3 separate regions of the Homo sapiens genome follow, and all the other regions are linked to region 1. Evidence: chromatin loops called from intact Hi-C (ENCODE). Cell type or tissue: OCI-LY7. All regions are shown on one strand. Links, peaks and the distances in the headings refer to the core of each region. The heading gives the core; the rest is flanking DNA.

What was found. Hi-C counts contacts between places; a loop is a spot of excess contacts. Peaks named below come from ENCODE experiments on the same cell type or tissue, not always from the same donor. Only the 100,000 strongest peaks of a DNase experiment are listed, where the experiment ranks them.
Region 2: a loop joins it to region 1, with 3 times the contacts of the local background. A loop is called at or near these places in 2 of 110 quality-filtered maps.
Region 3: a loop joins it to region 1, with 4 times the contacts of the local background. A loop is called at or near these places in 3 of 110 quality-filtered maps.

The regions. Positions count from the first base shown.
Region 1 is chr2:39,915,505-39,925,793 of GRCh38, reverse strand. It overlaps SLC8A1-AS1 (SLC8A1 antisense RNA 1), which reads right to left and starts at 8,160. Exons shown (of 5, transcript NR_038441.1): 1 at 8,135-8,160; 2 at 2,905-2,945. RefSeq lists an enhancer at 4,634-5,293. In OCI-LY7, for the core only: CTCF peaks have their summits at 3,756 (motif pointing right) and 5,369; DNase peaks (open chromatin) are centred at 3,813, 5,093, 5,383 and 5,763; H3K4me3 peaks cover 2,653 bases; H3K27ac peaks cover 3,721 bases.
Region 2 is chr2:39,845,844-39,856,132 of GRCh38, reverse strand. No RefSeq gene overlaps it. Among named protein-coding and RNA genes, the nearest start is that of SLC8A1-AS1, 67 kb to the left of the region's middle. In OCI-LY7, for the core only: CTCF peaks have their summits at 3,927 and 4,128; DNase peaks (open chromatin) are centred at 4,222 and 5,932; H3K4me3 peaks cover 1,822 bases; H3K27ac peaks cover 3,100 bases.
Region 3 is chr2:40,023,696-40,033,984 of GRCh38, reverse strand. All of the region lies in intron 2 of SLC8A1-AS1 (SLC8A1 antisense RNA 1), which reads right to left. Among named protein-coding and RNA genes, the nearest start is that of SLC8A1-AS1, 110 kb to the right of the region's middle. In OCI-LY7, for the core only: no CTCF peak of the experiment used is centred there; a DNase peak (open chromatin) is centred at 4,724; H3K4me3 peaks cover 1,342 bases; H3K27ac peaks cover 2,347 bases.

The sequences.
Region 1 (10,289 bases), core at 1,082-9,081:
GATATGGTGCACTCAAAACCTACCAAGACCCAAGGGTCCATGACAGCACTCCTCCTGGCTAGTCCATGTGTTAGGAACCTGCTTCCTAACCACACGTATACCCCAGTGAGTTCTTTAAAATATCCTGCTTTTCAGTGAAACAAGTTCCTAATCGCAAGGCCTAGGAAAATAAGTTCATTCCTTCCATGACCTGAGACCTGCCTACCCCCTCCAGGGGGAAACCCCACCAGGTTGAGGTCTGCTCTGTGACCTTCTGTAGAGTGAGCCCCAGAATATACAAGAGTTCATGCAATGTATTTTCCAGTTCTGGCTTATTCACTCCTGAATTATGCGAGATTTGAGACATCAACAGTCCAGCCTGTGTTGGGCTGCATCAGACTCAGGCCACATAAGGTCAAGTGAGACCTGCACATGTTTCCAGTCATGACAGGTCTCAGTTTCCACTCTCATCAGCCACTGCTGAAACATACACATGGATTTATCCAGAGCAAGAGCACGAATACATGGCTATAAGGAAGTCCAAATCTATGCATAGGAAACAAGTCTGTTCTCAAAGAAACAATCCTCTGAGATGCAATTCTGTCTGCTCTAAAGACAGACTTAAATTATAACATCAAACAGTTTAGCAATTTGGGATCAAGAAATCTCAACCCTTTTAAAGTCCAAACAGGGAACTCTGCTCTGGGTTCAACTAAAAGACCAAGGGATGGAGGATAACAGCCCCAGAATAAAGGATGATGACACTCTGTTTAAGGAGCTATTTTTCCAACTTCTACCTACTCTGTTGTTAAGAGAGTATCTCATAAGACTGTGATGTGTAACCAATTTATTATTTGTGATTTTGAAAAATATTGTGGCAGTAACTATAAATATGTTACACATTTATCTTTTAGAAATAAAAAATCCTCAACATCTAACATGTGTGAAAGGGCTTTGACAAGCATTAAGTATTGCCTCCACTCCTCTAAGGAGGTCAGCCTTGGGAAAGCTAAAGACAAAATAATTTGGATACAATGCAACTTGAAATAAGCCTAAGACCTTACATGCCAGATACAGAGTAGGAAGGTGCTCAACTTCTTTCATGTCCCAAATTATATCCTTAGTCGAAAACTCATTGCCACATATCCCTGGCCAGAGGTCTTTGCAGCAATTCATCTTTCTGAGCCCTCTTAACTACTTTAAAGTTCTTTGGTGCTAGAAAGTCACTAGTAGATCAGTTGCTATTCAAACTGTTTATATCTAAACTGTATCTAAAGTCTTCTTACAGAAATTTTATTTAGAAAAAGTGAATTTTCCATATGTCTTAAAATCAACCTTGGACTTCCAATTAAACATCACAGCTTGAACATACATTTATCTTCACTTCTTCCCAGCCCCACTAAAATTGCTGTGAACTAATTTTTTCAAAAGGCTTTATCTACAATGGCAGGCCAAATTCCTCAGGCTCACAAGTTCCTTGGAGGTATCAGACACCTTTAAGGGCATGGGAATTTAGTGAAAATCCACATGCTGAATATGCAGCCTCTAGTTCTTTTCCTCAAGTTAACTCACAGAAGGCAAAGCTGCCAGACATGTGCTCCACAGCCAGTAGCTTGGACAATTCTAAGAAAAATTACAACTCAAGAGAAAAACCTAAATATATTGACATTTTGCATTCTCCCCTCTGCAATGAAATGTCCAGGTCACAATCACAAAAGTCAGCAAAATCTCACCCTCAGATGAGACTTTCCTAACAGTTTTTCAATGCCCTACTCTCAGAATGAATAGGCAAGGATCACCAGATGTTTGAGAAATGCTTCTAAAATGAAGAGAGAGACCAAAACAGAGTGGGGATGGGGGCAGGATACAAAAAGAAGGCAGAGCTAATTGAGGGAAGAGAAGAATACTTGCAGAGCTCTATTATTATGCTCCAAGAGATAAGAAAATATTTTTAAAAACAATAGAATGCTTTTGAAAAATAAAAAGGAACAGCATGGAACAAGAAACAGGTTGTGACAATTAAAAATCTATGTTAAAATTCATTATGCAAGAGAAGACAGAAGTTGAGCAGATCTCCCAAGGAGACAGGTAGCAGTGGTTGCTTTGGGGTGCAAGGCACTGAAATGCTGCCACACGAGCTGCTCCCACTAGAGCTGTGTCACAGCTGGCACAGCCCCAGAATGGAGCTTCCTGAGCACCATACAAATTAAGCCCATCCTGAACAGTCTGAGGCAGACAAGGACTTTCGAGCTTTTGTTCCTACCTCCTTCCTCACACAGGACCAAAACATTCTAATCAATGTGGCAATTTATTGTACTAGACAGATGGTTGAAATGCAGCATGCCAGTATCTCAATATTCAATTCAGTGTTTATAGATACTTCCGTAAAGAAAGGGAAAGAGGCCCTTCAGAAATGCCCCATCTCCTGTGCCACATGTGCTACAAAGCAAAGGGGCAGGGGCATTTCTCCCCCACTTCCACCCCCCCCACATTTCCTGCTTCCACAGTCAGCTCCAAAAGAAGATTAAAACATAGGAAAATATGAGCCTTTGTCACCCATCACTGTTGAAAAATGACCACTTTAGTCATGAAGGAGTTTGCTCTGATAAGGAAATACACTGCCTGGAAAATGTAATGTTTCATATTCATGCATCTGTGCTCTTGCAAATGCTTTTTTGGCTCCATTATATTTTGTATGATTAATTTTCCAGTAGACTTACGAAGGAATAAAAATCCTTTAAAAAGTTTAACTTGTTTTTTCTGAATAACTTCTGACACCAAATGCTGAAGTTATACCTTAGTTTTCAGTAGGAAGAAAAATGTTATTTTCATTAGCTGGGCATTTTCAGTTGGACATGGTCTTTTTCAATATACCTATATACTTTTCAAATATATTTAGCAAAGCACATATTGAATATACATTACAATATGCTGAGTCGTCATTCCTCTTTTGTCTTCGTAAACTTCTGTGGAGAAAGAATACAGTAAAATTTAGGATCCTTGTTCTCCAGCCCATAGTGTACACAGCAGGATACTAGAGAGCCATCAGAGCACAATTTCGAAAATGTAAGCAGGAAAGTTCTACAGAAGAATGTCATGACACTGAGCTGGGCTTGCTGTCCGTTCTCAGAATACATTATCCCTCTTTTCAGAATTTAATTCAGGTTCGTGGGAAGTGGTAGAAACCATAGAGTCCTATGTTGAATGAAGAACAAGGAAGATGTATACAATAGATGCCAATCCAAACATATAAGGGGGTACCATATTAGTTTTGCACAGTAAGTGTTAAAGAACAAAAAAAAAACTAAAATATAGCTTATTCTCACACACCCTTGACCCACTCTTCCCCTACCCCCAAACACAAGCAAAATTTGATTATGTTAAGATGGAGCCTTAAAAAGCTCCCAGGTGATACCAATAATCAGCTAGGGGAGCACTTCTCTCAGGGATCTTTTAAGTCCCTTCTAGGACTTCAGTAAGTAGAAGATATGGTCTGTGCCCTCCAGAAGCTTGAAATATAATTAGAAAGTTAAAACAGAACAGGGTAATAGAAGAAGGCCCTAAGATAAGTATTGCAGAATTTTCAGAATGTGAAGAAGTAGGAAAGATGGAAGAAGCCATTCTGGAAAAAGACAGGAGAAGAGCATGAGGGGGCAGGGTATGTGGGGGTGCAATGAGTGGACAAGCAGCAGGCCCGGCAAACATGCAAAAAAGATTGGCTACCAGCAGTGCCAGCCTAGTCCTGAGCCAATAATTCTCCCTTCTGGGGTGTTTTCATTCAGATTTGTCTATCTTAAAGTGTCCTGAAGGTGGAAGAAGAGAGTATCAATTAACAGTCATGTGAGGCCTGTCTTCAATTCAGCCTCTTCTATAAAGCCTTCCCAGACCAGACCAAACCAAACTTACCTCTTTCTTCCTCTGAAGTCATGTAGAGCTAAACTGAGTACTTAATCCAACTCCCTCATATTACAGAGCGTAATCCTGAGAGATTCATTTGTTTACCCAATGTCACAGAGGTAGGAGAAGAGCCAAGAGAAGTAGATCTCTGCTCTCCCACTGACAGCCCAATGTTCCCTGCATTATTTCACCTTTTCTTCTTGTGGAAAGTGCATGTCAGTTCTTAATATCTCAACCCATGATTTTAAATTTTCATCATCATCCGTAGTCTAGTACAGTGTCAAACATAAGGAGTGCCCAACAAATACTTGTGAAGTTGAAGCAATAGCCCATAACTCCACCAATTTAAGAAAAGATTAAAATTTACCAATTCAAAAAACTAAGTAAATTGCAACTTAAATCCAAGAGTCCAATACCAAGACACATCACACTTAAATTTCTGAAGTTAGAGACAAAAAAATCTTGAAAGCAGCAAGAGAAAAATAACACCTTAATTCTAGGAAAAAGGAAATGTCAATGACAGCAGATTTTTCATCAGAAACCATGGAGGCTAAAAGTAAGTGATGAAAGAAAAGAATTTAACCCAGAATTCCATACCCAGAAAAAAGATTCTTTAAGAATGAAGGGGAAAAAATCAACATACTCTCAGATGAAAACAAGTAAAGGAGTTTTGTTGTTTATACCAGCAGATATACTCTAAAATAATAGCAAAAGGAAGTTCTCTAAACAAAAAGGAAACAGAGACCCTTGGACGTTAGGAAATACAATGTAAAGGGAGGGGCTTCAAGATGGATTACTAGAGACATCTCACCTCCTCCATAAAAAACCAAAATGAGTAGATATTCACACTTTAAATGGATCATCTAAGAGAGGGCACTGGAATTTAATAGAGAAGTGACAGCAAACACCTAAAATAAGGAAGGAGAGAGGAGCCCAGAGAGGCTGCCCAGTGCAGGGAAAGGTAAGTGAAAGATCCCCAAAAGGTCCACATTCCCACCACAGACTCCTGCGATCTCAGTGACAGGAGAGCCCTTGACCTTCCAGGCCCTGAGATTAACTTAGGGAGCTCCAAGGAGACAGCACAAAGTTTTTCTCCAGAAACAAAGCTGAGGCTGGATCCCACACCTGCCCCAGACCTAAGGAGCTTAAGCAGAATACTATTTTGAGAGCCCAACCCCCACCCACCTGCATCCTGCCCCGGGGCTCAACAGCCCTTGCATCTCCACATCTTTGGGGCCCCCTGACATCCTCCACCCGCAGCCTTACTAGCTGCTGCCATCAGGCCTGAAGCATGAGCCACAGGCAGCAATCCATCACTCCTGGCAGTGGGGCTGACACACATTTGCACACACCCTGAGGACAGATTCTTACCTACAGCCACCACCGTTGCTGGCTGCTGCCACTGGGCTGAAAAGCAAGCCGTGGGCAACAACCCTGCCAGCCCCAGCAATGGTGCTGCTGTGCGTTTACATATGAACTGAGGACAAGCTCCCACACCCACAGCCCCACCTGTGGCCAAAACACAAGCTCCTCAACTGCCTGCCTACAGCTGCTGCCACTGACAGCAACCTCACTTTCCCATCAGCAGGGCTGCAGCCACTTGCATGCACACTGGGACAGGCTTCCCCATCCACCACTGCCACTATCACCTGAGCACTACACTGGGGGGTTGGCGATCACCCAGCTCTGCCCGCCACAGCCCTTGCCCATATGCGCCACTGGGAGCCCCAAAGACAGACCCATCCAGCCTGGCTCCATGCCCCCTAGTGCTCAAGCATGCTGTTCAGTGGACTGGGGATTGCCCCACCCCATCCACTACTGTTGGCACCTGAGTACTCTTAACAAGGGCCTAAGGATAGACCCACCCAGCCTGCGGCTATCATCACAGCTGGAACCCACCTGTATGCACCACCTGTGGGCCTGGGGACTGGCCCACCCAGCACATCACAGCCCCCACCAACACCAGTACAGACAGCTGGGGAGGCAGAGGGTTTTCCTGCCACTACTACTGCCATCACTCATACCATGCCTGCTGTCCAGGGTCCCAAGGGCCCACCAGCCTGCCTGGCCCCTTGCTGCTGCTGCTGCTGTCTTCACCTGAGTAAGCCATCTGGAGGCCCAAGAATCAGCCTACCTGGAACCACTTGGTGCTGGCACGTGCACTGCCCTGTTGCCCAAGGACAGGCATGTTCCACCTACTACTGTCATCACTGCAGATGAGGACTGACACAGCTGGTGTCTTCATCCCCAGCAAATCTTCACCACAGCCTCTACTAATGACTGCACCCTAAACCACTAAGGAAATCAGACACCACTGACACTGTTTACAAGCAAAGAAATTATACAGAGACTAGACCATTGCATGCACCCAGAATCAAAGCCAAAGTGCCCTAACCAACCAACACCATAGATACATCTTCAGGAGAAGTCCTCCCAAGAAAGCAAATCCAAAAAATTAGAAGAAGCCGCTGTTACTCCAGATGCACCAGATATCAATGTGAGGACACAAAAATCATAAGAAAATATGACACCTCCAAAGAAATACAATAATTATCTAGCAACAGATTACAATGAAAAAAACTTACAAAAATCCTGGAAAAATAATTCAAGATAATTAAAGAAGCTCAATGAGATACAAGAGAACACAGGTAAATAATACAAAGAAATCAGAAAAACAGTTTAGGATATGAATGAGAAATTTACCAAAGAGATATCATAAAAAATAATCAAACAGAAATTCTGGAAATGAATAATTCAATGACCTAACAGACATTTATAGAACATTTCATCCAACAGCTGCAGAATACACATTCTTCTTACCAACACATGGAACATTCTCCAGGATAGACCATATGTTAGGCCACAAAACAAGCCTCAACAAATTTTTAAAAATGGAAGTCACATCAAGTATCTTTTCAGACCACAATGGAATAAAGCTAAAAGCAATAACAAGAGAAACTTTGGAAACTGCAAATACATGAAAATTAAACAACATGCTCCAGTATGACCACTGGATCAATGAAGAAATTGAGCAAATCAAAAAATATCTTGAAATACAGTATACCAAGACCTATGGGATATAGATGGAAGTACACAGCACTAAATGCCTACATCAAAAAAGTAGAAAGATTTCAAATATGCCATCTAACAATGCACTTCAAGGAACTAAAAGAGAAAGAAAAACCAAACACACAAGTAGAAGGAAATAAATTTTAAAATTAGAACAGAACTAAACAAAAGAGACCAAAAACAATATAAAAAAATCAATAAAATGAAAAGTTGGTTTTTTGACAAGATAAACAAAATCAATAGCTAGACCAACCAAGGAAAAAACTAGAGAAAACCCAAACAATCAGAAATGAAAAAGGAAACATTACAATTGGTACTACAGAAACAACAAAGATCAGAGACAATTATAAACAACTATATGCCAACAAAGGTGGAAAACCTAGAGGAAATGAACAAATTTTTGGACACATACAACCTACCAAGATTGAATCAGGAATAGAATACCTATACAGAGTAAGGAGCAAAGAGTTTGAATCAGTAGCAAAGTCTCCCAACACAGAAAAGCCCAGGACTAGATGGCTTCACTGCCAAATTCTACCCAACTTGCAAACAACACCAATTCTTCTCAAACTATCTTAAATTGAGAAGGAGGGAATTCTTCCCAACTCATTCTACAAGGCCAGCATTATCCTGATACCAAAACCAGACAAAGACACAACAACAACAAAGAAAACTACAGACCAATATCCCTGATAAGCATAGATACAAAATTCCTCAAAAAAATACTAGCAAACCAAATCCAACAGCACATCAAAAAGATGAAACACCACAATCAGGTAAGATTTATCCCAGGGATGCAAAGATGGTTCAACACGCACAAATCAATAAATGTGATACATCACATCAACAGAATGAAGGACAAAAACCATATGCTCTTCTCAATAGATTTTTAAAAAGCATCTGATAAAATTCAGCATTTCCTCATGATAAAACCTCTCAACAAAGTAGGCACAGAAGAGAACTTACCTCAACATAACAAAGGCTGTATATGACAAACCCACAGTAAACATGATATTGAGTGGGGAAAAGCTGACATTCTTTCCCCTAAGAACTAGAAAGAGTTCCTAGGGGAAAGAGTTTCACTTTCACCACTAGAATTTTACTTAATGTATTAGTGCATTCTCACACTGCTATAAAGAACTGCCTGAGACTGGGTAATTTATAAAGAAAAGAGGTTTAATTGACTCACAGTTCTGCATTGCTGGGGAGGCCTCAGGAAACTTAACAATCATGGCATAAGGAAAAGGAGAAGCACACAACTTTGTAGGGAGGAAGGTCAGAGTGAGCACAAGCAGGGGAAATGCCAGATGCTTATGAAACCATCAGATCTCATGAGAACTCACTATCATGAGAATAGCATGGAGGAAGCTGCCCCCAAGATCCCATTACCTCTACCTGGTCCTGCGCTTGACATGTAGGGATTATGGAGATTACAATTCCAGGTGAGATTTGGGTGGGAACATACAGCCAAACCATATCACATAATATTAGAAGTCCTAGCCAGACCAATCAGGTAAGAGAAATAAAAGGCATTCAAATTGGAACAGAGGAAGTCAAGTTGCTCTCTTTGCAAATAACTTAATCTTATATCTAGAAAAAACTAAAAACTCCATTAAAAACCCTCAATTTGATATATACATTCAGTGAAGTTGCAAGAAACAAAATCAACATGCAAAAATCATAGCATTTCTATACATGATTAGTGACCTAGCTGATGAAGCAATCAAGAAAACAATCCCATTTACAACAGCTATAGAAGTAAAATATAATACCTACGAATCGATTTAACCAAAAAGGTGAAAGACTTCTATAAGGAAAAGTACAAAACACTGATGAAAAAAGTTGAACACAAATAAATGGAAAGACATCCCATGCTCATGCGTCAGAAGAATATTGTTAAAATAACCATACTACCAAAAGCAATCTACAGATCCAATGCAATCCCTATCAAAATACTAATGTCATTTTTCACAGAAATAGAAAAAACAATCCAAAAATTTATATGGAAGCTGAAAAGAGCCAGAATAGCCAAAGCAATCCTGAGTAGAAAGAACAAAGCTGGAGGCATCACACCACCTGACTTCAAAATATGTTACAAGACTCTAGTAACCAAAATTGCATGGTACTAGTATAAAAACAGACACATAGGCCAGTGGAAAGAAACAGAGGCCCCATACATAAATTCACATAGTTACAACAAACTGATTTTTTTTTATAAAGGTGCCAAGAACATATTGGGAAAAGGACACTCTCTTCAATAAATACTGCTGGGAAAACTGAATATCAACATGCAGAAGAATGAAACCCGATCCCTATCTCACCATATGTAAAAATCAAGTGAAGATGGATTAAAGGTAAATGTAAAACCCAAAACTATAAATCTATTAGAAGAAAACATAGTGGGACCAGGTGCAGTGGCTCATGCCTGTAATCCCAGTACTTTGGGAGGCCAAGGCAGGAGGATCACCTGAGTTCAGGAGTTCAAGACCAGCCTGGCCAACATGCCGAAACCATCTCTACTAAAAATTCAAAAAAAAATTAGCCAGGCATGGTGGCATGCATCTGTAATCCCACCTACTCAGGAGGCTGAGGCAAGAGAATAGCTTGAACCCAGTAGGTGGAGGTTGCAGTGAGCGGAGATTCCATCACTGCCCTCCAGCCTGGGCTACAGAGTGAGACTCCAGCTCAAAAAAAAAACAAAAACAAAGCAAGAAAGCAACCAAGGAAGGAAGGAAGGAGGAGAGGAAATAAGGAAGGAAAACATGGTAACATTGGTCTAGGTTAAGATTTTATTATGGCTCAGACCTCAAAAGCACAGGGAACAGAAACAAAATAGACAAGTGGGACTTTATTAAATTGAAAAGCAGCTCAGCACTTTGGGAGGTTGAGGAGGGAGGATCACTTGAACCCAGGAGTTGGAGGCTGCAGTGAACTACATTCATGCGACTGCACTCCAGCCTGGGTAACAGAGCAAGACTGTCTCTAAAAAATAAATAAACTGGAAAACTTCTGCATACACTAGAAATCAATAGAGTGAACAGACATCTGTTGAATGGGAGAAAATATTTGCAAATTATTCATCTGACAAGGGACTTAGTAATCAGTAGACATTAAAGTAAACTCAACAGCAAAACAAATAATCTCATAAAAAAGTGAGTAAATGTCATAGACATTTCTCAAAAGAAGACATACAACAGGTAAATGGGTCAACAGGTATATGAAAAAATACTCAACATCACTAATCATCAGGTAGATGAAATCAAAACCACAATGAAATATCATCTTACCCCAGTTAGAAGTACTATTAGAAACAAGGCAAAAAAAATAGCAGTTGCCGGTGAAGA
Region 2 (10,289 bases), core at 880-8,879, 69 kb after region 1:
CTGGGCCACCTTTACCCTTCTCCTTTATTTTCCTGCTAGAGATTCAAATCTCCAAAGAAAATGATAGATGACTCACCCCAGGTGACTTAGCAGATGTACACAAGCTCTAGATGAGTAGAACAAGCTACAAGACCTACAAAATACATTGAAAATTAGTTTGAAAATTGCTCTCCAAGCAACTCTACCTATACACCTTTGTTTGGGATTGAGAGATATTACTTTAACTTAGAGTTGTGCATAAATTATTCTTTAGATTATCAGTATTCCTTGAAACATTTATCAGAATTGTACAAAAATGACTTTCTTACTCTAAGTTTGGGATGCTATAAGTCAAATAAAGCTAAACAGGTTTTTCTACTGCAGAATTTCTCAATATTCTAGGGTGTATTGTGGATCTGCAAGGGAGGAGTATGTAGCAATTAACTTTCCCCAGCTTATTTTACCCCACTTTTGGAGATCAGTCATTAACATCATGATGAACTACTGTAGCAGTCTTCCCTGTGAAAACAATTTGGTAAATGCTGACATAACTCCTAACTAAACTACAGCTTGGTTAGTAAGAAGGAGGACCTTTTTCAAGCAAGGTCACTGAAGAAGATGGTTTAGGACCTAGCAGGCCTTTTTGTTAAACTATATTCCTCTCATTATTTCTCTATATTGAAATACTGTTGCACTGTAGTTCTCATTAAAGCTTAATTTCTTACAGCACAGTATTCCCAGCAAAACCTAAGCTATCTGCTTATGACATTGCCCTGAAAGCTGTAAATAATAAGGTATATCCTGATGGTGGCTTAATTCTAACCGCATAAAGCTGAGGTTAGCCAGACACTGCAACTAGAAAGAAACCTAGTTTGGAGTCTTTATACTTTTATATATTTTATTTCATTCCATTTTATCTTGTTTGATTTTTAAGTCACTTAAATGATATTCAAAGTTTAAAAAGAGAATAAACTACAATTATATCCTCCTGGGCACCTACTTTACCTTATATTTGCCTTCCCCAATCTTCCCCTGATCTTTTTTTTTTTTTTCCCCCTTAACAGAAAATAGTTCTGCCTGGTTTGTTGTGTTTCCTTCCCCTTTCTGGATACGATTATTAATCAATTGCGCATTGTTGAGGCACTTATCACTTGAACCAGCTTGTTGTAGAATTTTTGCAAACCTATTTCCCATCTCCAACACATTGCAGGAGACGTGGATGATGAGTTTCTGAGCAGGTACACGCTGCAGCTTCTTCTGACAATGTAACCACTGAAAATGTGTTTAAGAAGCAATCACATGGCCTAGGAGCAGCTATGGGGTCTCTCATGATCATCAGAGAAGCCTGGTGGCATACCGGAAAGAAATGGATGACAGAATAATGTTATAGGTTACTAAAATATTTCATGTTCAGCTGAATTTTTTAAAACCATTTTCATGCCTGTTTTTTTTTTACTACCAGTGGTGAAAATAGAAATGGCTTCCTCTAAGAAAGTTAAAATATTTTTGTAAAGGGATTGTTCACTTGCAGAACTAGTAAGACTTAAAATTGCATCCATATGCATTTCTCCTATCTCTTCTTATTTCCCAGTATGTACCCCCTTCTAACAAAGGATGAAAAGAAAAATCTGAATGTGATCATTCAGACGTAATTTGACCACTTTATTCCCTATGACTACTAATCTCACTCCGAGGAATTTATTCTGGAAAAACAGTTTAACAAAAATCAAGTACTATATGCATCGAGAACCTACCATAATATTTATAGTAGAAAAACTATATAACCTAAGTATTTAATAATAGGGAAATGTTAAGTAATTTATCTAAAACATGAAATTAGCAGTTTTAAGATATAGGTATAGAAATATTGTATATATTTAGTGAAAAGGCAAAATACAAAATTTTTAGACTCTGAAAAAATATATAACTATATGGTTACACTGGGAAATGTGAATCCACACACCGGGGAACTCTTATCTTACGAATATTACATCATTTCAGGTAATAGGGGTCTATTGCTATTCCTTACAAAGATGTGTGTAGCACAGAAACCATCTCAGCATCCTCACATTTCCTTTGGGTGCTACTTAGGGTTGCATTTAGCAAATAAAAATGCAGTATACCAGTTAAATTTCAGATTAAAAAAATAATTATTTAGGATGACTCGTAGAAAATATACTTTAGTACAATAGTTTAATTTTAGTATAATACATGTGCAATACTTGGGATATACACCCCCACAAAATCTATTTTTTATCTGAAATTAAAATTTAACTGGGTATCCAAGACAACAAGTCTAATGGGGAACTGGAAACAGAGGGCTTGGGAAGAAAAGACGATTTAAACTCTAGTGAGCCGTCATCTTCTCATTTATGTCCCAACAGATAGAAAACTTGGCTTGTCACTATGAATATGGAGTTCCCCATATTTGGTAGGATTTCCCACAGATTCTCCAAGGACCAGCTCATCCTAGGATGCCTTTGACTTAGACAGCAAGTCTTGGTGTGGCTAGACATGGCCCGTTTAAAACAAATGGTTTCATCTTACAAACATGGTGCAAACCACAGAGATTATATGCAGAAAGAAAAATTTGAACTGCTTTTCTCAGATGAGGAGTATCAGGTGTTTAGACTCTTTGGACTCCTCTCCATGGCAAAACTTCAAAAGGGAAAAATAAAGATGAAATATAAGCTGAGCATGGTGGCATGTGCCTGTAGTCATACCTACTCCAGACACTGAGGCAGGAGGATCCCTTGAACCCAGAAGTTCAAGGCCAACCTGGGCAACACAGCAAGACCCTGTTTCTTTAAAAAAAAAAAAGATATGTATGTGTGTGTGTGTGTGTGTGTACATATACATGTACATATATATATATTACACACACACACATATAAATGTTTCATGTTATGTCAACCTCAAAAATTAGTGTACCTATATGTAGACAAGCTTTCTGTAGCTATACTTTTAGGACATTGCTCCAGGAGGCAGAATGGTTTGGAGAAATAGGATTATAAGAATAACATCTGAATTTAATATAAATATTGGTATCCCTTCAAATTCCAAATATTTCCTCATTAACCACAAGAGTCTTCTAGACATGAGCGTTTTTAATGAGGGGATGTCATAAAAATCTCCTCAAAAGTGTAGAAGACAACTTAGAGAGCAGCCAGTAAAATGCTTCATTTTACATATCAAAATGGAGGTACTGACAGGTTAGATAAGTCATTCAAAGTCACATCTATTTCATGGCTTCCCTTTAGGATGAATAACTGAAATTTTCCAAATTTCATTTTTCCTAACAATGCAGAAAGATGACTGCAGACTAACCACTGACAGCAGCAGGCTGATTTACTATGACTAGAAGGTTATTGGAAAGTAAAAGGCAAAAGACTAGAGAAACATAAGTAATTCCTGATATTTTGTTTTTAGCAAAACTCAAAGATAAATTCAAGAATTATGATTAATAAGTATGTGTTGATTTCACCTGAGAATACAAATAATATTTGATTGTAAATTACACTGATTTCCATTTTACAAGTCAATAACCTTTTGGTATGGCAGCCTTCTACTTTCCATCAGGTGAGCGTGTGTTGATGGAGGTAGAGAGAAATGTGGTTTTTCATAGAAATAACCCATCAAACAAATTATCAAAAACAAATCCCGTATTATTTTTTGCTTCCACAGACAACAGAGCTAAACAACTCTCTTGGAGAAATTGGAAGCTTAAAAATTTTTAAATGGTGGATAGTGACAATATGTTATGTTGTGGCCTTTTGTACTAGCTTGACTATATATCAAAAGCTAGGCTAAGACCAAGAACCTAAACTAATAAAACTTGCACACAAAATCGTAATCCATTATCAGATAAAATGAAAAAGTAGTGTTTCCATAGCAGTTTAAAAGAGTGTTGGAAATTGTTAACAAGAACTAGTTTCTTTCCTGGCACCAGAATGTTGCAGAACAAAATGCAACTGCTGTTCCTTCATTCGAGATAAACCTACAGATATAGAAGTGGGGGAGATGGACTCATAAAACACTTGCATAGAATTTAGTTACCTTTAGTCTCTTCTTTTCAAGGGAAGGGTGGCATCTTGTGGCACCAACACAACTTGCTGCAATAAGCTTACTTTCCCTGTTGAGCAAAACAGTTTGGAAAATAGCATCTGGTTCTTGGCAACTATGCATATTTTTACATGTCTTTTCCCCCTGGGGCCAGCCCCTCTGCTGCCCTTTGGTGGCTGCAGTAGCCCTCAGAAGAGAGAAAGCAGTGGGTGGGAAGCTGCTTGGTTTAGTAAACACAATCTGACAGCCAGACCACAAAAACGAGCTGCTTCCTGCACAGCTGGCTCTCACTTCTCCCCGTCTCTATTCCACTGTGGGTGCAGGGGAGAGGGAACCCTGATTTTCAGTTTTCCTGAGATTTTTCTCTTCTTGCTTCTTTAGCCTAGCAGATTAACCCTTCCTGTAATTATGGTCTCAGGCACTTTGCTTCTTAAAACACGTGGCCTATTTCTAAGATAGAAAAGAGTAGCTGTGGGTTTAGAGCAATTCCATGTTTGAGTTTTAAATACAATGCAGGGAAGAGCAAAGCCCTGCACATTTGGAGCCATGAGGGAAGCCAAAATAGACCAAAAATGTTTATTGCATACCAAACAAAGGCAAGAATTCTGACACCGTAATAACTGTGGTGGAGGTTTCATTAGACTGTAAATCTTTGGCTTCACAGAACATCCAGCTTGGAGGGGAGTGGCATTTTTTTCTTCTTGTCAGACATACAAGACAAAGGTCGGCATTTTTTCTTCATACTGAAATCATGCCCCCGAGTATGGCAGACGCGCATTATCTGCGCAGTAATCCGTGCATTCAGCTCTTTGTTAACCTGTCCGATCACAACTTACTGCTTTTGAAGCAACATCAAAAGGCTTGCAAAGATATTTTAAACCATCTTTATTAGTGCCAGTCATTTCTAATTTCTCCCCACTGTCCTTTATAAAAATATCTTTGGTGCTCAACTTGTTTCACCAAGCAGATCATTTTAATATACATACACAGTATGTGTGGACATTATTGCCCCATGTCATGAAATTTAATGTCAACATAGTGTTCTCTATATTGATGTATCTTTTTTTAAGAAGTCCCACCCTAATTTTTAAGCAGTTAGATAGTTCTCTCTGTAAATACCACTGTGTAAATCTTTGTGTACATTCTGACTATTTTCTTAGGAAAAATTTCCTAAAAGTTACATTTCTAGGTTAAACAATATTAATATTTTACACATTTTTCAAACATATTGCCGAATTGACTATCTAAAGGACTATGCCAATTTACATTCTTTTGAGCAATGCTTCCACACACCAGCTGAAGTTTTATCACTTTTAAAAATTTTGTTACTTTGATAGATGAAAACCAGTGTCTCATTACTTAAAGATGAATTGGTATGATTTCTAGTGCATAGAACATTTATACATTCTTACTCTGTAAAAATTTCATCTCCTGTTTTGTTCAAGCCCTTTGCTCATTTTTCTATTAGATTGTTTATATTTATATTACCTATATTACATTTATATTTATATTACATATTTTTTATTATATAAAATACAATGTTTTGTATTATCTTTGGATGTTTTTTAAAAACTCAACCATCATAAAAGCAGAAACTATTCTAACCTGCTCTTCTTGCCATCTTTCAATCGCAGGAAATGGTATTTTCAGTCTTCCCTTTCTACAGGCCAAAAACACTGGTGTCATTGTTCTGTCCTATATCCACTACACTATTGACACAAACTTCAGAACGTGTCTAGACTCTGGCTGGTCCTTACTACCTGTACCCAAGATAGCAATATTTGTCTAAGTCATTATTTCCTCTTGCCTGGTCAGCACGCCTACACCTGTGTTATAAAATAAATAAATGATCAAGTGCAGTGGCTCATGTCTGTAAGACCAACACTTTGGAAGACCCAGGCAAAAGGATGCCTTGAGCCCAGGAGTTCAAGACCAACCTAAGCAACATAGTGAGACTGTGTCTCTATAAAAAATAAGCAAATTTGCCAGATGTGGTATTACATGCCTGTAGTCCAACTACTCAGGGTAGCGTGAAGGGGGTGCTGAGATGGGAGGATCACTTGAGCCTGGGAGGTCAAGGCTGCAGTCAGCTGTAATCTTGCTACTGCACACCAGCCTGGGCCACAGAGCAAGACCTTGTTCAAAAAAACAAAAATAAAATGTAAAAATAATTGCATGTTATCAAAGGTATGGGAATATTATACTTTATTTAATTACTTTATTTTTTATTAAATTCTTTCCAGTTTCCCAATATTAAAAATAAATAGCATTAAAGTTAAAAGGTCACAGAAAAACAAATACTTTATGAATCCACTTATATGAGGTAACTAGAAAAGTCAAATTCATAGAGAAAGTGCAAGAATCAAGAGTTGACTTTTGATTCTGTTAATTCTGAGATATCTAGCTGACATCTAGAGTTGCACATGATCATTTAAAAGCATTCATTTCAACTCACTGTCTCATGCCTTGAGGCTAGATCATTAAGTTTTTAAAAAGGATTCATTTTTAACTGGCTCGCTTAAAACAATTTTAACATTAAAAAAAATGAACACCATATGTAAATAAAATCTTTTGGCCCAATTCTGCATTTTAATATGGTAGCTATTATACAATGCAACCACCTGTGAAAAATGAGTCAACCATAGTTTAGTAAGACTCTGGTACAGTGAAACAATTTATAATGTAAAACAGAATTATCTCATTTGGTGATTATCAAAATTGCAAGCTGAATAAAATGAGAAGTTCCATCTGTTACTATCTACCTTTCACCCCTGCAAGAAGGAAACATAAAATGGAAGGGAGTTATATGCTGCTCCAAGTGGTTGCATAGAATGAAAGTTCCCATTTGGCAGGAACTATGTGTTATTCATTTTTGTATCACCCACAGTGGCTTGTGCAGTAGGCGTCTAATTAACATTTGTGGAATTTAATCAAAGTCTATTTAGCTGTAAAGAAAAATGTCATGGTCATTATTCAATACATTTACACAAGCATTTCTTATGGAATGTTAAAAACAAAAAACAGCTTAACTTCTGGCAGCTCTAAGTATCCACAACACAGATGGTAACAGAGAAAATAAGTGAAAAAGGATTAACTGCCATAAAAACACTTGTACTTTAGTATTTAAGAGAGGCTAGTGGTTACCTTTAGGCCAGAGAATGGCTTAGAATTATAGGTAAATGAAAATTAATTGGTTTAATAACTTAAGACAGTAAATTAAAAGTAACAGGTACAACTACTTTAACTGAAACATACTGATAAATGATCATTACAAATGATGAAAAGAAAGCAGTATTGCCAGTTGTTAATATAAAGTAAATAATCTAAATGAAGTATTCACTGCTGGTAGCACTTTTCTCTTACAGCAAAATGTCATAATTGATGTGTGTAATGATTAAAACAAGATTCAATTCCATAAAAATGGCAATAGCTAGCATGTAATTAGATGCTACAGGGATTCAAAAAGGAGTAAGACACAAACACAGCCACCAGCAGCCTAGACGTCCAAAAGAGAAGATAAGAGGTGGCTCACACCTGTAATCCCAGCAGTTTGGGAGGCCGAGGCAGGTGGATCACGAGGTCAGGAGTTTGAGACCAGCCTGGCCAGGATGGTGAAACCCCAACTCTACTAAAAATACAAAAAATTAGCCAGGCATGGTGGCTCGCACCTGTAATCCCAGCTACTTGGGAGGCTGAGGCAGGAGAATTGCTTGAACCCGGGAGGCAGAGGTTGCAGTGAGCCGAGATCATGCCACTGCACTCCAGCCTGGGTGACAGAGCAAGACTCCGTCTCACAAAAAAAAAAAAAAAAAAAAAAAAGAAAGAAAGAAAGAAAGAAAAAGAAAAGCATATGACTATAAGTAAAGGCAGACTATGAAGTTTACCCAGCATCAGGTATACAAAGGAAAGACAAATAAGAAAGGCGTGGTTCATGGAAGAAGTTCAATGTTTTTCCAGGTAAAGAAGAAAGATCAGAAAACTTTACCAGGTGAGGCAGTGCGTAGCAATCAGTAGGGGATTCATGAGAGATGTAAATGAGAAGAGAGTTTGGAGCCACGTTACACACATATTAAGATGAAGATTTTTTAACTTAGTAAGGGCGGACCTTTGAGAGTCATAGAAGGAGTTTGAGCAGGAAAATATTTCATAAGAGAATTTTGGTAATGAGAAGCTCTAACAACATTGTGTAGACCTTACTACTCAACATGTGCTTCCCAGGCCAGCAGCATCAACATACAATAGCATTAGCTTGTTAGAATACAGACTCTCAGCACCCCCGCTCCACACCCATAGGATCAGAATTGCATGTTGACAAGATCCCCAGGTAATATGTAGCACATTAAAGTTGGAGAAGGACGGTTATAGAAAAGCCTGGTGGGGAAACATTATGGACATTGAAAACCAATCAACAAGTCATTGCAATAATATAATTGAGAGGTTATGAAAAGCAGAAAATCACTACTGCCATGCCCCACTTATGCATCAATATCTCTCAGATAAGAACAAGGTGCATCTTAACTCAGTCACCACTGACTGTGATATTTATTAGACTTCTGGCTCTTTCTTTTTTTAAGCCCTAGACTGAATCCCTAATTTTACTCAATTTCATCATCTCCCTTTCCACCATGTGTTGAGATCCCAGCTTCCCCTAAACCAAATTTGTGAAGGTTCTCTGTCGTATATTGTATGATAACAAAATCCTCTACCTGCAGCTAGGAAAATGGTGTTAAAAAACATGAAAAAGCCCTAAATCACTGCTCTCAGCTGAGTCCCAGATATCCTAGAAGTCAAAGTCTCTTCTTAAGGATTTTATTTTGTTGAAAGCACTGTGATGCATTTTAAGTTACTTTTCTCATAAATAGAATACTTTACAAAGTGTTATACTTTATAAGCTCTCATGCCTAGGAGGTGCTCACTGTGCCTATCTCCCAACACAGAAATTTTCCTAAATGTAACCTTTCCCACTGTCCATCTGCTAGGTGTGCCTTCCCAGGCATCCCACTGTTCCCACCTGACAAACTCCAAATCATCCTTCAGCATCTCTTCTGGGTGATCCCCAAATCCCTCTCCTCCCGCTACACAACTGGCTGAGCTGCTTCTGCTTTCCTATCCTGGTCAGAGAGAACCAAAGCTTCCCCTCGGGTAGATGATCCACTATAGAGTTATTCCATGGTTCCTAGAATAAGCTTCATGCTACAGATCATAATCTAGAACACTAAATATAGCTAGAGGTTCACATTAATAGAAAGAGAAAAAGAAAGAAAGGAAAAGAAAAAAACAACAAATATTTTTAATGTATTTGCAATTTTTTCAACATTAATACCTGGCCATTTTTTTTAATTTGAAAACGAAGTTGGTTGGCGAGATAGCCTTCAATACTCTATGATTAAAACATAACATAATGGCTGGAATTTACTAAGTTTTCAATGTCTTATAGCCCACTCCTTTTATGCCTTAGTAAAAAAAAATAATATTTCATTTTCAAGAGGCTTTTCTCTAATGCTAGTTTCACTATGTGCACTTTGTAATAATTTCATATTCTATTGAATTTCAGGCAGCTGCTTAAATTGCAACATAAATCTCACCAGAGGATGCAAAGTTATCCTCAGAAATACTTTCATTTTCAAACCAACATCTTACTGTATTGGAATACTAGACTCAGAGCTTTAATAAACAATGTGCATTTTTGCAATAAACCCATTGCTAGAGGTATGAAATAGATTTTCAAGTTTGAACTCCCAATTATTGTAACTCCAAGCTATAATATTAAAAATAAACTGACCTTTAAGAACAAATTTTTGAACTAATGACCTATAGCAAAAGTCATGCCTTTGGTGTAACTGATATAATCTGTATCTTTGTCCCAAAAAATCTACTTTACATATGCCAATAATTATGAAACACCTGAGTGCTGAATGATCGTTTTTGCTGCTGAATTGATCACAACCCACTGCCACGGTGGGGTTGTTGAGAGGTTCAGAAGATACCTCTCGAAGCCTGCCTCTCCCTCAAATGAACTTACTATCTAAGTACAAACAGCTTCTTTGCTGGTCAAATGCAACTCCAGGCCTACACCAAATAAAAGTACAATTTAAGTAACACCCACACCCACATACATACACACACACACACACACACAGACACTCACACAGAGCTTGCCATATATATTGGGCAACAAAGAACAAAATACATATGCCATGCAAAATTAATTCTATCTTTCTCTAGACTCCTATTACTTTTGATGGTAG
Region 3 (10,289 bases), core at 1,248-9,247, 110 kb before region 1:
CCATTTCCAGCCTGCTCACAGTTTCTGACTTCAAGCTCCTGCTGCTTCCTCCTCTGCTGGAAGACTTTCTCAAGCACTCAGAGAGCCTGCTCAGCCTGGAGGCACCAGGAAATACTGTGGAGTTGACAACCCCAGGGCCAGTCCTCAACTGATAGGGGCTAGGAATCAATAGTTAAGTGTCTCGCCTCCCATTCTCTGGTAGGGCACTTCTGATGTATACCACAAAGAATCTGAGAGTCCTAGCAGGATTCACCTTCAATTGCCCAGAGTAGGATGTCAGCACACTTTGCAGTGACTTTTCTCCCTTTTCTCCCTGGCTCACCTTTCCCAGCTCCTCAGATTCACTGAACCAAGTTAAGAGAATTTCTATAGCCGGTAACCCCTGGATTATCAAGCACTGATCTTTGTCTTTTATCTCTGTACCTCTACCATCCCCTAGCAAAGAGCTTTGCCCGCATTAGACATGCTATTAAATGCCTGTAGAATTCAATTAGATTTTAGTTTGCCATAGCTATAATGGAAACCTGAATGCTCTCTTAAATGAGGCAGACCAGCATAGATTCAAAACCAGGCCCCTGAATTACTATTTGCACCACAAGCAGAGTGTGCACCTTAAAAGGCATTGCGTAGTGATCTACTTTATAACTTACCATGATACCCAGGAGTACAGATGGTCAAAGTCAGTGTTACAAGTTTACAAATCAGTTCAAGTGGGCACCATTTTAGTGCTGGTAGATGGCACACATTAAGAGACACTTTGCTTCACTTGCCCATTCCCTCTAGAATACTCATATCCTTTGCCACCAGCATTATCTCCACAATGGTTAGTCAACCTCAGAGAGTATGTAGTGGCTCATTAACATTCTCTCAATATGAGCTGTCTATGAGCTATCGTTTCCACAATTTCCTGGTACAAAGAGAATTTATGTTCATAATGATGAAGCTGAAGCTCTGATTGCATGATCCCCAAGGTACTTTGTGCTTTTATCAAAGAAAAATTGTTTGTTCATTGTAGTGTCTATCTGTGGACAAATACCTTTCAGTTAAACAGAATATTTTTAGTAACAGTGAACCCCAAATGTGTCACACAGTCTGAAATACCTAGGACTTTATCTCTGATGTTACTAAAGACATCAACTACCACACCTGGCACTGGTAGCAGCACCATCCCTTTGCCCCATGCCTAGTGTGTAGCTCAAGTCTTTGGGCTTGACATCCTGAACCCAAGGAAAGAGGCTGAGTGGAGGAGAGTGGAGTTCATCATAGCTTAGACTGTAAAGTCAGACACAAGTCTGAAACGTTGGTTTTCACATTTCAACTAGCTCATTACAGCCTAGTAGGTACCGGACCAATAAAAATAAGGATGATTTCCACAGCCTTTTTAAATACTCAGAAAAGAGTCTTAAGCACTTGATGGGACTTAAAAATCCCAGAAAGTGATTCTCATCCCTCACAGAATATGAAGTATGGCTTTAATTTAGGACTGGTCCCACCAAAGTTAAAAATCAGCAAAGTTCTCCTCTCTTCTGGTGCTGTCAGTTTCCCCACTCAGCCACCTTTTCAATTTTCTCTAAAGTGTTCAGGACCCAAACAAGGCAAAAAATATAAATATAGGATTCTGTTCCACAAACCCTTGCTTCATCTCCCACCTAATGGGTTCATATATCTTTGGACGTATGTTCTGGTTTCTCTTCCTTCCTCTTCCTCCTCCCGCCTCTACCTTCTCTTAGTATTACTCTCTGTCTCTACTCCTAGGATATAGATGCAAAAGAAAAGAGATTTAAGGTGATTGTTTTTTTGAGAGAGAATCTTGCTCTGTCACCCACACTGGAGTACGGTGGCACAAAACACAGCTCACTTCAGCCTTGACCTCCTAGTCTCAAACAATCCTCCCACCTCAGCCTCCCAAGTAAGTAGATGGGACCATAAACATAAGCCACCACATCTGACCTTTTTTTTTTTTTTTTTTTTTTGGGAGACAGGTATTGCCATGTTGCCCAGGCTGATCTCAAATCACTGGGTTCCAAAGTGCTGGGATTACAGATGTGAGCCACTGTGCCTCTCCAAGGTGGGTTTTTGTGTGTGTGTGTGTGTTTTTAACTTACACTTAATGATGAACCTACTTATTATGTGCTAGGCACCATTTAAGATATTTTCATATGTAATGCCTTAGTGTCTCTATTTACTTTGAAATTCATTTCTCCTTCCTACAAACTTTGTGCTATTTTCTCTAACCAAAATTATTAAGAGGAAGGTAGTCAACTAGTAAGATTCCCCTGTACAAGTAGCTGGTTTTAAGTCAAATGCAAAAGCAGGTCTGAACTCAAAAGAATGACAAATGTATACAAGTACAACATCCTTCATTAGGGACAAGAAATAGTTAAGAGAAAAGTACGACTGTAGATACAATTTGCACCCAGATAGAGATGAGGCAGAGTGGCTAAAATTTTTGGATTTGGAGTTAGGTTGCCTGGGTCCTTGACTCATTGCTTAAACTTTCTAAGCCTTGGTTTCTTATCGATTAAAGGAACACACAATAATCTTAAGCCATAGGATTGGCGTAAGTATTAAATGAGAAATGCATGTAAAACACTTAGCACAGTCCTAAGACATAATAAATGACTCATAAAATAAGCTGATTCTGAGCACAGATTTCTTTCTCCTAACACTCATTCTCTTCTTAATTTTTTATTTTGTTTTTAAACATAATAATTGTACATAGGTATGGGGAACAGTGGGATGTTTTGATAAATGTATACATTGTGTAAAATATCAAAGCAGGGTATTTAGCATACCCATCCACTCGTACGATTCTTTTCTTGTATTCATTTATTTGTGGTAAGAACATTCAAAATACTCTCATCTAGCTAGTTTGAAATATACAATATTGTTAACCATAGTCACTGTATTGTGCAATAAAACACCAGAACTTATTTTTCTTTTCTAACTTTACTTTGTACCTGTTGACCAGTCTCACCCTATATTCCTCATCCCCCTATTCTCCCCACCCGTCTCTGGTAACAACTATTCTATTCTCTACTTCCATGAGATCAACTTCTTTAGATTCCACATATGAATGAGATCATGTGGTATTCATCTTTTTGTGCCTGGTTTATTCCACTTAACATAATGTCCTCAAGGTTCATCCATGTTGCTGCAAATGACGATGCTTTATTCTTTTTAGTGGTTGAATAGTATTCCACTGTGTACATATACCACATTTTCTTTACCCACTCATCTGTTGAACACTTAGGTTGATTCCTTATCTTGGCTATTATGAATAGAGCTGCAATAAACATAGGAATGCAAATAGCTCTTCAACATGCTAATTTCATTTTCTTTGGATATGTGCCCAGTAGTGGGATTGCTGGATCATGAGGTAGTTCTACTTTTAATTTTTGAGGGCCCTCCATGCTATTTACAAGATGTACAAATTTATATTTCTAACAGTGTATGAGTTTTCCTTTCTACACATCTATACTAGCATATGTAATTTTTTCTCTTTTTAATAACATTCTAAACAAGGTGACATTGACAGCTTATTGTGATTTCAATTTGCATTTTCCTGATGCTTAGTGGTGTTGAGACTTTTTTCATATACCCATTAATCATTTGTGTCTTCTTCGGGGATATGTCTAGTCAAATTTTTTGCTTTTTTTATTGGATACTTTTTCTATTGGGCTGTTATACATTCTGGATATTAGCTCCTTGTCCGATGTATAGTTAACAGATATTTTGGCCTATTCTGTATGTTGTCTTTTCACTCTGTTTATTGTTTCCTTTGCTGTGCTGAAGATTTTCAGTCTGATATAATCTTATTTGTCTATTTTTGCTTTTGTTGCTTGTGCTTTGGGGTCTTATCCAAAATATTCTTGCCCAGACCAATCTCATAAATCTTTGTTCAATGCAGTTTATATTTAAAATTAATAGCCTTCCTCATTTCTTTCTGATTTGCTTATGTTCTCTGTGTTTTATCAATTAGAATCCCAGTTATTCTGGGAAACAAGAACTGATTCACCATGGGTGATAACACTTTCACTGATGGAAATTACACTAACAACAGTAGCCACTCTCAAACTTTAACTAGAACGGTCTACAAAAACACTAACTGGCTAGTTTTCTCCAGTTAGTAGCACCTTGATTATACACCGCCTGCCTTGCTCACCCTCGCTCTCAACATGGTATTTAGGAATCAATACTCTCTAGCTGCCTAGTTCAGTTAAGCCAGACTGAAATGCTGTCCAGCTTAAGCAGAGTTTGAGAAATTACAGGGTAATGAAGAGTAGGGGAATTGCTAAAGCAACCAAGGACAATGAGAAGTCTGACATGATTCACACATAAAGATCAATGGTGAATGGAAAAAAAATAGATGTAGCTGGAGACAGGGAAGAAGAGCAAATTTCTGTGTTATTTTATATTTTGAGAACTATCTTCACAATCCCAAAGGAAGGAAGTGAAAGTTGCCAATGAGCATAAGATCAAATTTGAAGTTTATTTATTTGTTACTGATTCACTCAACAAATATTTATTGAGTGCCTACTGTATAACAGGTACTCTTTGAGAGTTGCAATATATTGCTGAACAAAACAAACAAACAAACAGAAACCTCTATAAATCTCTATCACCCAAGATGTGAAGTGGGCTGCCTGCTAGCATTTGACCAACTTAGCTTTTCTGTTCCAGACCTGTGGTTCTGAAAATAGCAAGTTTCATGAGTTTAAAAGAAGCCAAAGGATTTTCAATTCCTCTTTTGCTCATTTCTTAGCAGGAGGCTCTTGAAGGAGCCACATTTGTGCATAAAAAGACATTACAAGCACCAGGGGAAGGAAACATGTAGAGAAGTGGGATAAAGAACTTTTATAAATTAGAAGGTACACAAAGCCAAGCCATCAAAACCAGAAAATGTGCTGATAATATCAAGTGAAAGAAGCAGAGAACCAAGCCCTTTGAAACAATTTCTACTTGCTTAACATCTGTGCTAGAGTTACTAAAGCTGAAGAAATGAGGGTTAATTTACCGCTTTCTCCAAGCTAACTCAGTTAAACCAGTAAGCATCATGGAGCCAATGTGATACACCTGTTCAGATTTCCCTTAATGGCACTTGAAGGTATGCAAACAGCAGCCTCTCAGTCCATAGTTCTTACACATTTTTAAGTTAGAACCTAGAAACAGAAGGAGTACAAGTCTATCCTCTGAGTCTCCACAGAATTGAAGACAAAGATACATGTTGATAGTGGACTAATGACTAATTCTGAACATTTACAGGTTTTATTCAGGAAAGTCTACTAAAGAATTGAAAGATGACAGCACAAGCAGTTGTCAGAAGAATGAGGTTTAGTGAATATAGTTTACTTTTTCTTCTATTCATTACCATACAAAATAGTAACTGACGTCAGAAATTCTACTGCAACCAAATAATTTGAAAAATACCCAGTAACTTTTAACTTCCTCGCCTCTAGAGCATAGCTGTTATCTGCAGACTATACTAAATTTCATTAGCAATATTTAGCTCTTTAAAGCAATGATTATGGTTATATCCTTATGTTTACCCAGATGATTATTTGACTTGTCTGTTTCCCCCCACTAGACTATAAGTACCACAAAAGCAAAGTCATGTTTTTTGCTTATCACAGAATCACCAGCATCTAGCAGGTAGTAGGGCCTCAATAAATATTTAAGTGAATGAGCCTTCAACCTTTAAGAACATGGAATTGGTTCTATTCCAAACATAATACTATAGTATGCAATGCTTCTGTGAATAAAATCATGAGGAATTGGGAAGTAAGATTTGTGGTAATTCAAATTCCAGAAAAGGGCACACATAGATCCATGGAACCAGATGTACTGATGTCGGCTTCCTCAGCAGCTGTCAGGCTGATATTATCATTAGTCATAATCACTCTCCTCATCATTATTATTTGGATCTATTTCTGTGCTAAATGCTTTAAATACATTATTCTGAATCTTCAGTAATCCTTTTAGGTATGCATTATTACCCTCATTTTACACCTGAGGAGATTAAGGCTTCCAGAGTTCTTTTTATATATACTTTAAGTTCTAGGGTACATGTGCACAAAGTGCAGGTTTGTTACTTACATATACATGTACCATGTTGGTGTGCTGCACCCATTAACTCGTCATTTACATTAGGTGTATCTCCTAATGCTATCCCTCCCCCTTCCCCCCACCCCAGGTCAGGCCCCAGTGTGTGATGTTCCCCTGTGTCCAAGTGTTCTCATTGTTCAGCTCCCACCTATGAGTGAGAATATGTGGTGTTTGGTTTTTTGTCCTTGCCATAGTTTGCTCAGAATGATGGTATCCATGTCCCTACAAAGGACATGAACTCATCCTTTTTTATGGCTGCATAGTATTCCATGGTGTATATGTGTCACATTTTCTTAATCCAGTCTATCATTGATGGACATTTGGGGTGGTTCCAAGTCTTTGCTATTGTGAATAGTGCCGCAATAAACATGTGTGCATGTGTCTTTATGGCAGCATGATTTATATTCCTTTGGGTATATACCCAGTAATGGGATGGCTGGGTCAAATGATATTTCTAGTTCTAGATCCTTGAGAAATCACCACACTGTCTTCCACACTGGTTGAACTAGTTTACAGTCCCACCAACAGTGTAAAAGTGTTCCTATTTCTCCACATCCTCTCCAGCACCTGTTGTTTCCTGACTTTTTAATGATCACCATTCTAACTGGTGTGAGATGGTATCTCATTGTGGTTTTCATTTGCATTTCTCTGATGGCCAGTGATGATGAGCATTTTTCCACATGTCTGTTGGCTGCATAAACGTCTTCTTTTGAGAAGTGTCTGTTCATATCCTTCACCCACTTTGTGATGGGATTGTTTTTTTCCTGTAAATTTGTTTGAGTTCTTTGTAGATTCTGGATATTAGCCCTTTGTCAGATGAGTAGATTGCAAAAATCTTCTCCCATTTTGTACGTTGCCTGTTCACTCTGATGGTAGTTTCTTTTGCTGTGCAGAAGCTCTTTAGTTTAATTAGATCCCATTTGTCAATTTTGGCTTTTGCTGCCATTGCTTTTTGTGTTTTAGACATGAAGTCCTTGCCCATGCCTATGTCCTGAATGGTATTGCCTAGGTTTTCTTCTAGGGTTTTTCTGGTTTTAGGTCTAACATTTAAGTCTTTAATCCATCTTGAATTAATTTTTGTATAAGGTATAAGGAAGGGATCCAGTTTCAGCTTTCTACATAGGGCTAGCCAGTTTTCCCAGCACCATTTATGAAATAGGGAATCTTTTCCCCATTTCTTGTTTGTGTCAGGTTTGTCAAAGATCAGATGGTTGTAGATGTGTGGTATTATTTCGGAGGGCTCTGTTCCACTGGTCTATATCCCTGTTTTGGTACCAGTACCATGCTGTTTTGGTTACTGTAGCCTTGTACTATAGTTTGAAGTCAGGTAGCGTGATGCCTCCAGCTTTGTTCTTTTGGCTTAGGATTGACTTGGTGATGCGGGCTCTTTTTTGGTTCCATATGAACTTTAAAGTAGGTTTTCCAATTCTGTGAAGAAAGTCATTGGTAACTTGATGGGGATGGCATTGAATCTATAAATTACCTTGGGCAGTATGGCCATTTTCATGATATTGATTCTTCCTATCCATGAGCATGGAATGTTCTTCCATTTGTTTGTATCCTCTTATTTCGTTGAGCAGTGGTTTGTAGTTCTCCTTGAAGAGGTCCTTCACGTCCCTTGTAAGTTGGATTCCTAGGTATTTTATTCTCTTTGAAGCAACTGTGAATGGGAGTTCACTCATGATTTGGCTCTCTGTTTGTCTGTTGTTGGTGTATAAGAATGCTTGTGATTTTTGTACATTGATTTTGTATTCTGAGACTTTGCTGAAGTTGTTTATCAGCTTAAGGAGATTTTGGGCTGAGATGATGGGGTTTTCTAAATATACAATCACATAATCTGCAAACAGGGACAATTTGACTTCCTCTTTTCCTAATTGAATACGTTTTATTTCTTTCTCCTACCTTATTGCCCTGGCCAGAACTTCCAACACTATGTTGAATAGGAATGGTGAGAGAGGGCATCCCTGTCTTGTGCCAGTTTTCAAAGGGAATGCTTCCAGTTTTTGCCCATTCAGTATGATATTGGCTGTGGATTTGTCATAGATAGCTCTTATTATTTTGAGATACGTCCCATCAATACCTAATTTATTGAGAGTTTTTAGCATGAAGGGCCGTTGAATTTTGTCAAAGGACTTTTCTGCATCTATTGAGATAATCATGTGGTTTTTGTCTTTGGTTCTGTTTATATGCTGGATTACATTTATTGATTTGCGTATATTGAACCAGCCTTGCATCCCAGGGATGAAGCCCACTTGATCATGGTGGATAAGCTTTTTAATGTGCTGCTGGATTCGGTTTCCCAGCATTTTATGGAGGATTTTTGCATCAATGTTCATCAGGGATATTGGTCTAAAATTCTCTTTTTTGGTTTTGATGATGCTTTTTTGGTTTTGATTTTATGATGCTGGCCTCATAAAATGAGTTAGGGAGGATTCCCTCTTTTTCTATTGATTGGAATAGTTTCAGAAGGAATGGTACCAGCTCCTCCATGTACCTCTGGTAGAATTCGGCTGTGAATCCATCTTGTCCTGCACTTTTTTTGGTTGGTAGGCTATTAGTTATTGCCTCAATTTCAGAGCCTGTTATTGGTCTATTCAGGGATTCGACTTCTTCCAGTTTTAATCTTGAGAGGGTGTATGTGTCCAGGAATTTACCCATTTCTTCTAGATTTTCTAGTTTATTTGCATAGAGGTGTTTATAGTATTCTCTGATGGTAGTTTGTATTTCTGTGGGATCGGTGGTGATATCCCCTTCATCATTGTTTATTGCGTCTATTTGATTCTTCTCTCTTATTAGTCTTGCTAGCGGTCTATCAATTTTGGTCTTTTCAAAAAACCAGCTCCTGGATTTATTGATTTTTTGAAGGGTTTTTTATGTCTCTAACTCCTTTAGTTCTGCTCTGATCTTAGTTAGCTTTTGAATGTGTTTGCTAGCTTTTGAATGTGTTTGCTCTTGCTTTTCTAGTTCTTTTAATTGTGATGTTAGGGTGTCAATTTTGGATCTTTCCTGCTTTCTCTTGTGGGCATTTAGTGCTATAAATTTGCCTCTACACACTGCTTTGAATGTGTCCCAGAGATTCTGGTATGTTGTGTCTTTGTTCTCGTTGGTTTCAAAGAACATCTTTATTTCTGCCTTCATTTCGTTATGTACTCAGTAGTCATTCAGGAGCAGGTTGTTCAGTTTCCATGTAGTTGAGCGGTTTTGAGTGGGTTTCTTAATCCTGAGTTCTAGTTTGATTGCACTGTGGTCTGAGAGACAGTTTGTTATAATTTCTGTTCTTTTCCATTTGCTGAGAAGTGCTTTACTTCCAACTATGTGATCAGTTTTGGAATAAGTGTAATGTGGTGCTGAGAAGAATGTATATTCTGTTGATTTGGGGCAGAGAGTTCTATAGATGTCTATTAGGTCCGCTTGGTGCAGAGCTGAGTTCAATTCCTGGACATCCTTTTTAACTTTCTGTCTAGTTGATCTGTCTGATGTTGACCAACTCCTCGCCAGCAACGGAACAAAGCTAGATGGAGAATGACTTTGACAAGTTGAGAGAAAAAGCCTTCAGATGATCAAACTTCTCCGAGCTAAAGGAGGAATTTCAAACCCATCGCAAGGCTTCCAGAGTTCTTAAGCAGCAGAGACAAATTGAGCTCCAACTCTCCTCCAAGTATATATTCCACCTCTTCCCCTAAAACTGGTTCAGAAATCACAATTTCTTTGATATAAGACATCTGCTCAGAAATGTACCATCTTAGACTTCATGGCGCCAGAGTTTTGCCTCTCTGACTTGGTTTAACCCCACTGATGGCCATTGGATGCATCTTATTTTTTCAAAGAAAATGTTTCTTGCTGTGCTATACAGTATCAGTTTCTTGTAGAGTGCTGTTCTGACAGCTCTGACTACTCTAGGGAAAGAGTAGATGTGACAGATGGCCTTGGCACGAATACCCGAAGGCAAAATGTTAAAATAATTCCTTTCTTGACTTGAAGGATTGTTTTGAGAGCCCCCAGCAAAATTGGAGTTCCAGAACCCAAGTGACCAACAACCCTGCCCTAATAGCGATTTAAAGCAAGGGGTACATGGGTGCTTACCAAGTGCCTTTCACGGGATATTTGTTTTACCTGGTGGATGGCCTAATGCCTGGTTGTTCAATCTGTGACCCGGGGATCCCTCACATGGGAAACTTATTTAT